Linked DNA regions of Mus musculus: region 1 is linked to region 2. The links are chromatin contacts, found by Hi-C or POLR2A ChIA-PET in ENCODE. All regions are on one chromosome and are shown on one strand. Each heading gives the region's core, a stretch centred on a gene start or an enhancer-like site at or near the end of the contact. The rest is flanking DNA. Distances are from core to core; before and after follow the strand shown. Region 1 holds the start of Fahd1 (fumarylacetoacetate hydrolase domain containing 1). Region 2 holds the start of Ift140 (intraflagellar transport 140).

What was found. A loop is a pair of places that touch in the nucleus more often than their neighbours do. ChIA-PET counts read pairs that join two places held with the same protein, here RNA polymerase II (POLR2A).
Region 1: a loop to region 2 is called in a map of gastrocnemius, with 3 times the contacts of the local background. The contact joins the promoter of Fahd1 here to the promoter of Ift140 in region 2. A Hi-C loop is called at or near these places in 1 of 37 maps with a recorded cell type or tissue (gastrocnemius). POLR2A ChIA-PET finds 5 or more read pairs at or near these places in 3 of 5 experiments (Patski and embryonic stem cell).

What each region holds. Positions count from the first base shown.
Region 1 is chr17:24,848,998-24,852,990 of GRCm38, reverse strand. Fahd1 (fumarylacetoacetate hydrolase domain containing 1) reads left to right here and starts at 2,689. Exons shown (of 1, transcript NM_023480.3): 1 at 2,689-3,993. The coding sequence starts at 2,890. The coding sequence ends at 3,573. It overlaps Hagh (hydroxyacyl glutathione hydrolase), which reads right to left and starts at 2,501. Exons shown (of 9, transcript NM_024284.2): 1 at 2,323-2,501; 2 at 85-260. The coding sequence starts at 2,398.
Region 2 is chr17:25,014,117-25,018,283 of GRCm38, reverse strand. Ift140 (intraflagellar transport 140) reads right to left here and starts at 2,198. Exons shown (of 30, transcript NM_134126.3): 1 at 1,380-2,198. Cramp1l (cramped chromatin regulator homolog 1) reads left to right here and starts at 3,054. Exons shown (of 21, transcript NM_020608.3): 1 at 3,054-3,157.

The DNA of each region.
Region 1 (3,993 bases), core at 1,440-3,939, 170 kb after region 2:
AGCCATAAAGACTGTGGTCGTAACCCAGTGGATGAACACTGAACTAGGTGACAGGGTGCAGGGGGCAGGAAGAGCCGCACATACCTTCTGTGGTTGCACTGGGTCCACGATGGCGGCCTCCTGGGTGTCCTCATCAATGATCAGGTACATGTAGTTGTCAGTCAGGGCAGGCAGTAGTTCAACCTTCATTATGTCTTGCTGCACAGTCAGATTCTTCCTGAAGTCTGAGTGACACAGAGATAGTCCCAGCAGGGCCTGACCTGAAGAAACACACAGAAGGAACCTCAGACACCTCACCAAGATTTCAGAACGGCCAGACCCCTCATACCCGATGGCTCAACAGCTGGCTTTCTGAAGTTCCGGCGAGGGAATATCCTTTCACTACATCCTTCAGGAAAGCAGAGACCACGTAAGTCAGCCTCTCCCAGGTACAGAATTGTTATTTTGGGGTTTTTTGGGGGGGTACTTTTTAGGTTTGGGGCTTGATTGATTGATTTTTTTAGGTTTGTTTATTTATTTTTATGTATATAAGTACACTGTAGCTGTCTTCAGACACACCAGAAGAGTGCCCTTTATCCCATTACTGATGGTTGTGAGCCACCTTGTGGTTGCTGGGAATCGAACTCAGGACCTCTGGAAGAGCAGTCAGTGCTCTCAGCCGCTGAGCCATCTCTCCAGCCTGATTGGTTGATTTTTTTTTAATAGATCTTGCTCTGTATCCCTTTCTAGACCAAAATCACTGTGTAGTCCAGGCTGGCTTTCAAGTCAGGACTCCTTCTGTCTCCATCTCTTTCTTTCTTTTCTTTTTCTTTTTCTTTTTTTCTTTTTTTTTTTTTTTTTTTTTTTTTTTGGCAGGGGAAGGGACAGAACCCCAGGGGCTCCTACTCGCAACTCGAAAGATCTACACCTCACCCTAGACTTGAGAGCTTGGTATTTCTTCTTAAGAGTTCATACAGGCTGTGTTACCTGCCTGTGGTGTGACTCAGGCCTAAAGATGGCAGGACAAGGCACCAGAGCATGGCCGCTCACTCTCCAGTCATGGCGTCTGCACTAATGGACTTAAATCCTCTAAGCTTTCAGCCCTTCTCAGGCCTCCAGCCCAAGGAGAGAACAGTATTTTCTCAGCTATGGCCAGCATAATGGAAAACACACAGTGCAAGCTCCTGAAAAGAAGAAACTGCTGCTTGGGACTCAAGCATGAGGGGCAGAGAACTTATCACCGAAGGATTGTCTTGGAGTGGGCCAAGGAGGCAGCAAATGACCAAGGGACTCCACTGTACTTTTGTCTGAATTTGTGGTGCTGGGGCTTTAAGCATTCTAGGGAAGTGCTCTGTCACAACCCTGCTCCCCATTTCTCCTTTTTTGGCACAACAGCTGGGCACTTTCCAGACCCCTTCTCATGTTCAGCAAAATAAGCATTTCTATAAGATCAGGTTTCTGTAATATTTGAATTCCCCTAAGCCCTAGCACTATCCACGCCGATGGACAGCGGAGGGTGAGAAACAGGTGAATACGAGCCCTTTTATGTACTTCCTGGTAAAACACAACAAACCTGCATGGATAAAGATCATGTTATTACCAGTGCTCAACCCACTCTAGTCGGAAGAGAGCCTGACTGCTCTGAAGAAGATGCGATCACTCCTATGGAAGGAATTCATCGCTCCCAGCTCCTTAGTTTGCAACTAGGGACATTCTGTTTGAATTGAGGTCAAATCCACAGACACGTTTTATATTGCTCAAACGTCAAAAAACGTTTCAGAGTTGCCTCTTCTCACCAGGAGGGCTTCTGCGGCACCAAAAGCTGAGCGGCTGCTCAGTAGTTATTGTACCTAGCTCTTAAATCGCCTAGCTCTTAAACAGCCTTCAGCAGCGACACTAAGGGGTATCCCTTAAATGGAGACCCATACTTCTGTTCTCAACGAGCGGACTTCTTAATAAAGATGGTTCATAGACTTTCAATCACGATTGTTCCAAAGTTCCCGGCTAGCTGAATTCAGGCTGGCCAGCTCCGGGGCTTTGGCAACCCACTGTCGCCACATCAGACGTTAAGAGGAAAAGCCGACTTAAAAACTAAAGTCGCAACCCCAAAACTGGAGTCGGACTCTGGCCAGGAGGGAGCAGGTGCCAGCCCTCTGCCTCGATCCCGGGCCACGAACCCCTCCAGCGCCAGATGCCTATTCCAAGGCCCTCAACACGCCCGGCCCCGCTTCTCGCCCGCCCGGCGGCGCTCAGCACCTGCGCCTGGAAACAGCAAGGGCTCGCCCAACCGACGTCCGGCCTCCAGCACCCGGCCGCGCCGCGTCAGTACCTAGACACACTTACCCAGACCACGGCGCGCGCAGGTGGCTCCCAGCGCTGACAGGCTCCGGAGACACAGCGACCCGCGACCCAGCACCATGACCCACGGGGTGCACAGCCGGGTCGCGGAGTCCGCAACACCAGCGTCGTGGGCATCAACACTGGCGTTGGCGACTGCAACCAATCAGTGTCGTCCTCCTACTGCTCCCAACCAACCAACTCCTGCTCTTTACCAAAATGCCACGCCCTCAATCCATCAGTGACCGCCCATAGAGTTCACAGCCAACCAGTGCCTGTCTCGCACCGCCGCGCCGCCCCTAGCCAATCAGTAGTAGCTCCTGCCCCCCCCCCCCAAAATGTTCCCTAGCTGCCCTAGCAGCCTTGGCCTGTAGACTCGGTCTGCAAGTGGGTGTTGGAGGAGGCTGAGCGTGAGCCTCCTCGTCTCTCTGGGGCAGTCGCCTGCACGCAGAGACCTTTCGCTGACCTCAGCGTCCCGCTGCTGCGCAAGGAAGGGCGGGGCCGCTCCGACCTGGACAGCGTCCGAAGCCAGTCCTCTGGAGGCCGCCGTAGTCCGGGGGAGTCGGTGGTCACATGACCCAAAGCTGTACTATGGCTTCCACCAAACCGCTGTCTCGTTTCTGGGAGTGGGGCAAGAATATCGTCTGCGTGGGGAGGAACTATGCAGATCACGTCAAAGAGATGCGCAGCACCGTGCTGAGTGAGCCTGTGCTTTTCCTGAAGCCGTCCACCGCGTACGCTCCCGAGGGCTCACCGGTGTTAATGCCCGCTTACTGCCGCAACCTCCACCACGAGGTGGAGTTGGGAGTGCTTCTGGGCAAGCGTGGTGAAGCGATCCCGGAGGCTGCAGCCATGGACTACGTGGCCGGCTATGCCCTGTGCCTGGACATGACTGCCAGAGATGTGCAGGAGGAGTGCAAGAAGAAGGGGCTGCCGTGGACCCTGGCTAAGAGCTTTACGTCCTCCTGCCCGGTCAGTGCCTTCGTGCCCAAGGAGAAGATTCCTGACCCTCATGCCCTAAGACTGTGGCTCAAGGTCAACGGAGAGCTCAGGCAGGAGGGCAAAACATCATCTATGATCTTTTCCATCCCCTACATCATCAGCTATGTTTCTAAGATAATAACCTTGGAAGAAGGAGATCTTATCTTGACCGGGACTCCAAAGGGAGTTGGGCCAATTAAAGAAAACGATGAGATCGAGGCCGGCATAGATGGGGTGGTTAGTATGAGGTTCAAGGTGAAAAGATCAGAATACTGAGAGTAGAGTGCCAAAGGGGAAGGGAGACAGAAGCAAGGGAAATAAATGACACTAATAATGAAAATCTAAAAATTATGCTAGACATGTCAAAAAAGATGAATCCTTAAAAAATAACGTGATCTAAAAGACCTGGGACTGAAATAGAAACAGGAACAACGAAGCTAAAGGATATAGAATGCTTCCCAAGAGGGCAATGTTAAACTAAACTTTGAGAAGTTGTAGTTTTCTTTTCTAAAACTGAACTGAATAGACTTTTCAATAAATCATTCTGAAGTCTATACCTCCAGACTTAAAAGTGCAAAGGAAGTAACTCATTAATGCTGTTGGCCTTTAGGAAAGCTGTTTGTACAGAGCACTCCAGTTGATTTTTACTTGGGAAAGTCCTCCACCTCAAAGCCAGATAAGAATTTTGTTAAGTGA
Region 2 (4,167 bases), core at 949-3,448:
CAGTCAGGACCACCAAGCGACAGTGATGGGGGAGAGGCTGCATTTAATTTGTTGCATGGGCTGGAAAGATGGCTTTGTGGTTAGGAGAGTCTTCCAGATACATGAGCTCAGTTCCCAGCACTCACATCAGGCAGCTTCCTCTGGGATCTGATGCCCCACTGGCCTCGCCTGTACATATACACATTAAAAGTAAGCCAGCTATGGTGGCACAAGCTTTCAATTCCAGCTCAGAAGAAGCAGAGGTCCCTATGTGTTTGAGGCAAATATGGTCTACTACAGTGAGTTCCAGGCAGCCAAAGATACATAGTGAGATCTTGCCTCAAAATAAGAAAAATCTTTTCTTTTTTTTTTTTTAAAAAGGGCAACATGTCAACTTCAGTATGTCCATTTTATACAATGTTCTAACTATTCATTCTTTCTTTCGCTTGTGCTTAAGGTTTTTTTTTTTTTCATTCATTTGTTTTGTTTTTTCAAGGCAGGGTTTCTCTATGTAGCCCTGGCTGTCCTAGAACTTGCTTTGTAGACCAGGCTGGCCTCAAATTCACAAATATCTGCCTGCCTCTGCCTCCCAAGTCCTGGGATTAAACGTATGAGGCACTTCTGAGCACAGCACTTATGCTTTAAAATGAGAATTAGCCAAATAATTAAAAAGATATTAAGTCAACTTTAGGAAGCTGATGCTCACACACACACACAAAAGTTATTTAAAAATCTGTTAATGTCCTTAGATCAGGAACAAGTTTCAAGTATGTAGGCCATAAAACAAGAAAAGGCCAATTTCACTTTTTCCAGTCAACTGATCCTCATTTTTATACTGAGTATTTTTATATTCAATTATTTTCAGAGGTGAGTGCCTCCATCATGCCAACTCTTAGGAAAGCAGGTCAAATTCATTATGCCCAAGGAGTCATACTAACAAGTAGGCTTAAAGACAAGATACTCCTTTTAGAGTCTCTTGTTCAACAAGAGGATGGGTTCTAAAGTAGCCTTTCGGGATAGTGACCAATGATGTAAAGTTTAGCTCTCTGGGCCAGAATAAGATCACTAGCTGCATCATGTAGACATTACTGAAGGACAGTGTAGTTCAAGGTGGTCCATTCAGGTCATGTTATCTTTACAAGCCACCCAAAGATTAACCAAGCAGAGGATTTTGGCTTTTTTGTCTTCCCCCAGCTTCATACTAAATGCATTGGGGGGCGGGGGGGACTCACGCCGCAACTCAAAAGTCCAGCAGGGGGCTCTAGGATTGTGCAGAGAGACAATGTGAAGCCAGCACACAGAGAGGAACCGAGAGGGTCCTGGCAGGTCATCTCTAGGTCCCAGGTCGATCCCATCCCACCTCTTGCCACTCCCCGGTCCAGCCCCAGACCCCTCTGCACCTTAGGTATAGGAATCTAACTTCGCCAGATTCCCTGTGCCTCCGTGTTGCCCGGACAACGCCGGTAAAGAAAGCGGAAGCAGTCGAGGGACAGCCGCGCCTCCGATGCCTCCCGAAACGACCACTGGTGACTTGCGGCGGAAAGAACCGAAAACAGTCGGTACCTCCCGGCGCAGCTCTGAGTCTTAGGCCCACTTTAGGACCAGTTTGGGTTTTCCGCTGATGGGTGGGCCAGATCTATTTGCTACTCGGGGCAAGCTGCGTCAAGGCTCCTAATACTTTTCTCCCCGAGTTCATCCTGCCTACCCCACGCAGGCCATCAGTCGGCACCTCGCGGAGCTTAGTTGCATTGCATCGGATGGGGAGGCGCGGCTCGAGAGCTTCTCTGGAACGTTCTGAGTACCGGACACCGCCCCGGCGCGTGGCGCGTTGATGCCTCGAGAGACCGCTGCAAGCGGTACTCAGCAGAGGCTTGCAGCAGCTAGGCACAGGGTTCCCTGGGTGACCGTGTGCACTTTAGCCAGTGTTAGCCAACGGCGAGTGTCGCTGAAGAGCAGGCGCAGTAGCACGGTCCACGCCAATGAGCCAAGGGGATAACCAGAGGCGGGGACCTCCTGCAAACTGGGATACTTTTTTCAAACGCCACATGCATAAGCATTAGAGTTTTAAAAACACATTTCCTTATCGCTTCGAATAGGAAAAGTGTTAGTGGACTATGCTACGATACATTTATGGTCTTAAACCTGTTTTCAAAGTGCAAAGTCCCCACCCGAGTTCCCGCGCGCTTCAAGACGCCCCGCTGAGGCGGTGATTTCTTCTCACGCATCCGTCAACATAGTCTCAGCCAATCACAGCCAGCACGCTGATCCTATTGGCTGTCGGTTGGCCAATCGGAAAAGACGCATGATCCGCAAGGGCGCGAGGTTGCCGTCACAACACGCCCCACGTTGCGGGCCCGCCCCTGTACATCGTGCGGGCGCGCGCACGTAACGCCTGCTGACCAATGGCAGCCTAGCTGGTTGGGCGCGCCCGCAGAAAAGCTGGACGTGCTCGTCTTTTTTGCGGGACGTTCGCCCCTCCCCGCTCCGGCGCCGACTTCAGGTCCCCGGCGGCCGCCGTAGCCGGAACTGTTTAGAGCGCGGCGTCCCGGGTGTGGGAGGGCGAGTGGCGGCTGCACCGGTGCCGTCAGCCCTGTTAGCCGCGCGCCAGTCCACGGAGAGGTCTTGCGAAGGGGAACAGTGCTTGGTGACCGCGCCTGACACCTGACCACCAGCCCGGCGTCGCGGCTTCGCCGCAGCCGGAGCTGCCGGGCCCGGTCGGTTCTGCGGAGGCCCGGGATCCGGGAGCCAGGCTGCCGGGAAGCGTGGATGAAAAAGGTGACCGTAGGCTGCACTTGGGAGCCTTCGGGATCCGCGGAGGGGCCGCGGTATTCGTGGGCTGCGCCGCGTGCAGCCAGCGGTCAGCTCCTCAGGAAGGTGCGAGCTTCTCCCACCCGAAATGGGACAAAGGGTGTGGAGCCGGGACGAGGCCCACAGTGCCCGCGCCTCCCACGGTCAGGAAGTGACGGGTTTCGGTGACGGACTCCTATGGAGTCCACCGCCTCTGGGGAACGACCGGAATGTGCCTGGGGACAGGGCCCAGCGCGCCGGCGAGTGGGTCCTGTTGGATTGATGCATTTTGCTTGGTGCTGTTGGCAGTGCTGGTTCTGGGAATGGGTTTCGCTCCCTAGCACAATGACAGGGTTTTGGGAACCGTGGTGAGGGGGTTAAAAGTGAATAGGTTCGAAGTCTTGTGCCATAAAATCATTTAGCGTGGGGTTGTGTCTTGTGTGGTTCTGTGCCAGGGTTTTCTTAAGGTAGTATTTGAAAGATCAGTGCCAAACAGGAAAATTGCACACCGTTTTTGGCAGCACCATTTTATGGTGTTACTTCGAGTTTTACATCTCTGTCTTTACCTTCAGTCTGTTTCTTTGTTATCATTGGTACCTTGCTCTGTCTGCTTTTCTTTTTAAGTGGAATGTTTTCAACAGTTATGTTGGACCTAGCGTCTGCTAAAGAACGGAGTGTTTCTCTGTCCTGCTTCATCATGTACACAGCCTGTCTTAAGATGTTGGAATGTACCTGAACTTTAGTTTATTCTGAGTATAATTTCTCCTAGCTACAGATAATTATTATTTTGCTTATCGATATCTTATGACAGTGGTAGAAGTTAAAGCAAGAATTTTGTTGTTTCCAGAATTGTTTACATAGTTCAGTTCCTATTCTTAAGATCCGACTGGAACATAACAGTGTTTGCTGTCACTTTTCCGGTGTTCTCTAACCTGTTCTATGCAACAGGCTTTGTTGAATGAGAGGTGTAGTCGGGCCATCTCCCTCCTGGGAAGGTTTCCGGAGTGCAGAGTCTCTCTCTTGCATGCCAGCTTTGGAGGGAGCGGCAGTTTTGGCCTATGGAGCACTAGGGGCTCGGAGGGCAGCGCGGGCCGTTGCAATAGGCAGGTGCGCGGCTTGATCGCGCGTGGCTCGGGAGCAGAGGGGAGGCACGGGCAGTGCGGGGAGCGAGGCGGGATCAAGCTGGGGGCCATGAGCTGCGGCTCCTTGGGTTAGGTGGTGGCGGGACGGCGGTACTGCGGGACCCAAAGCGCAGAGGCCAGGTCATGCTGCCGTGCCTTCCGTGGCTCCGGGCTGTGTTGGTCTACCTGGGTTAGGGGCATCCAAGGGCGGGGCGGGGTCCCGGTCCGGTCGGGCTCAGCACTCTGTGGGCCCTCGGGCGGGCGGCGGGCGGCGGGCGGC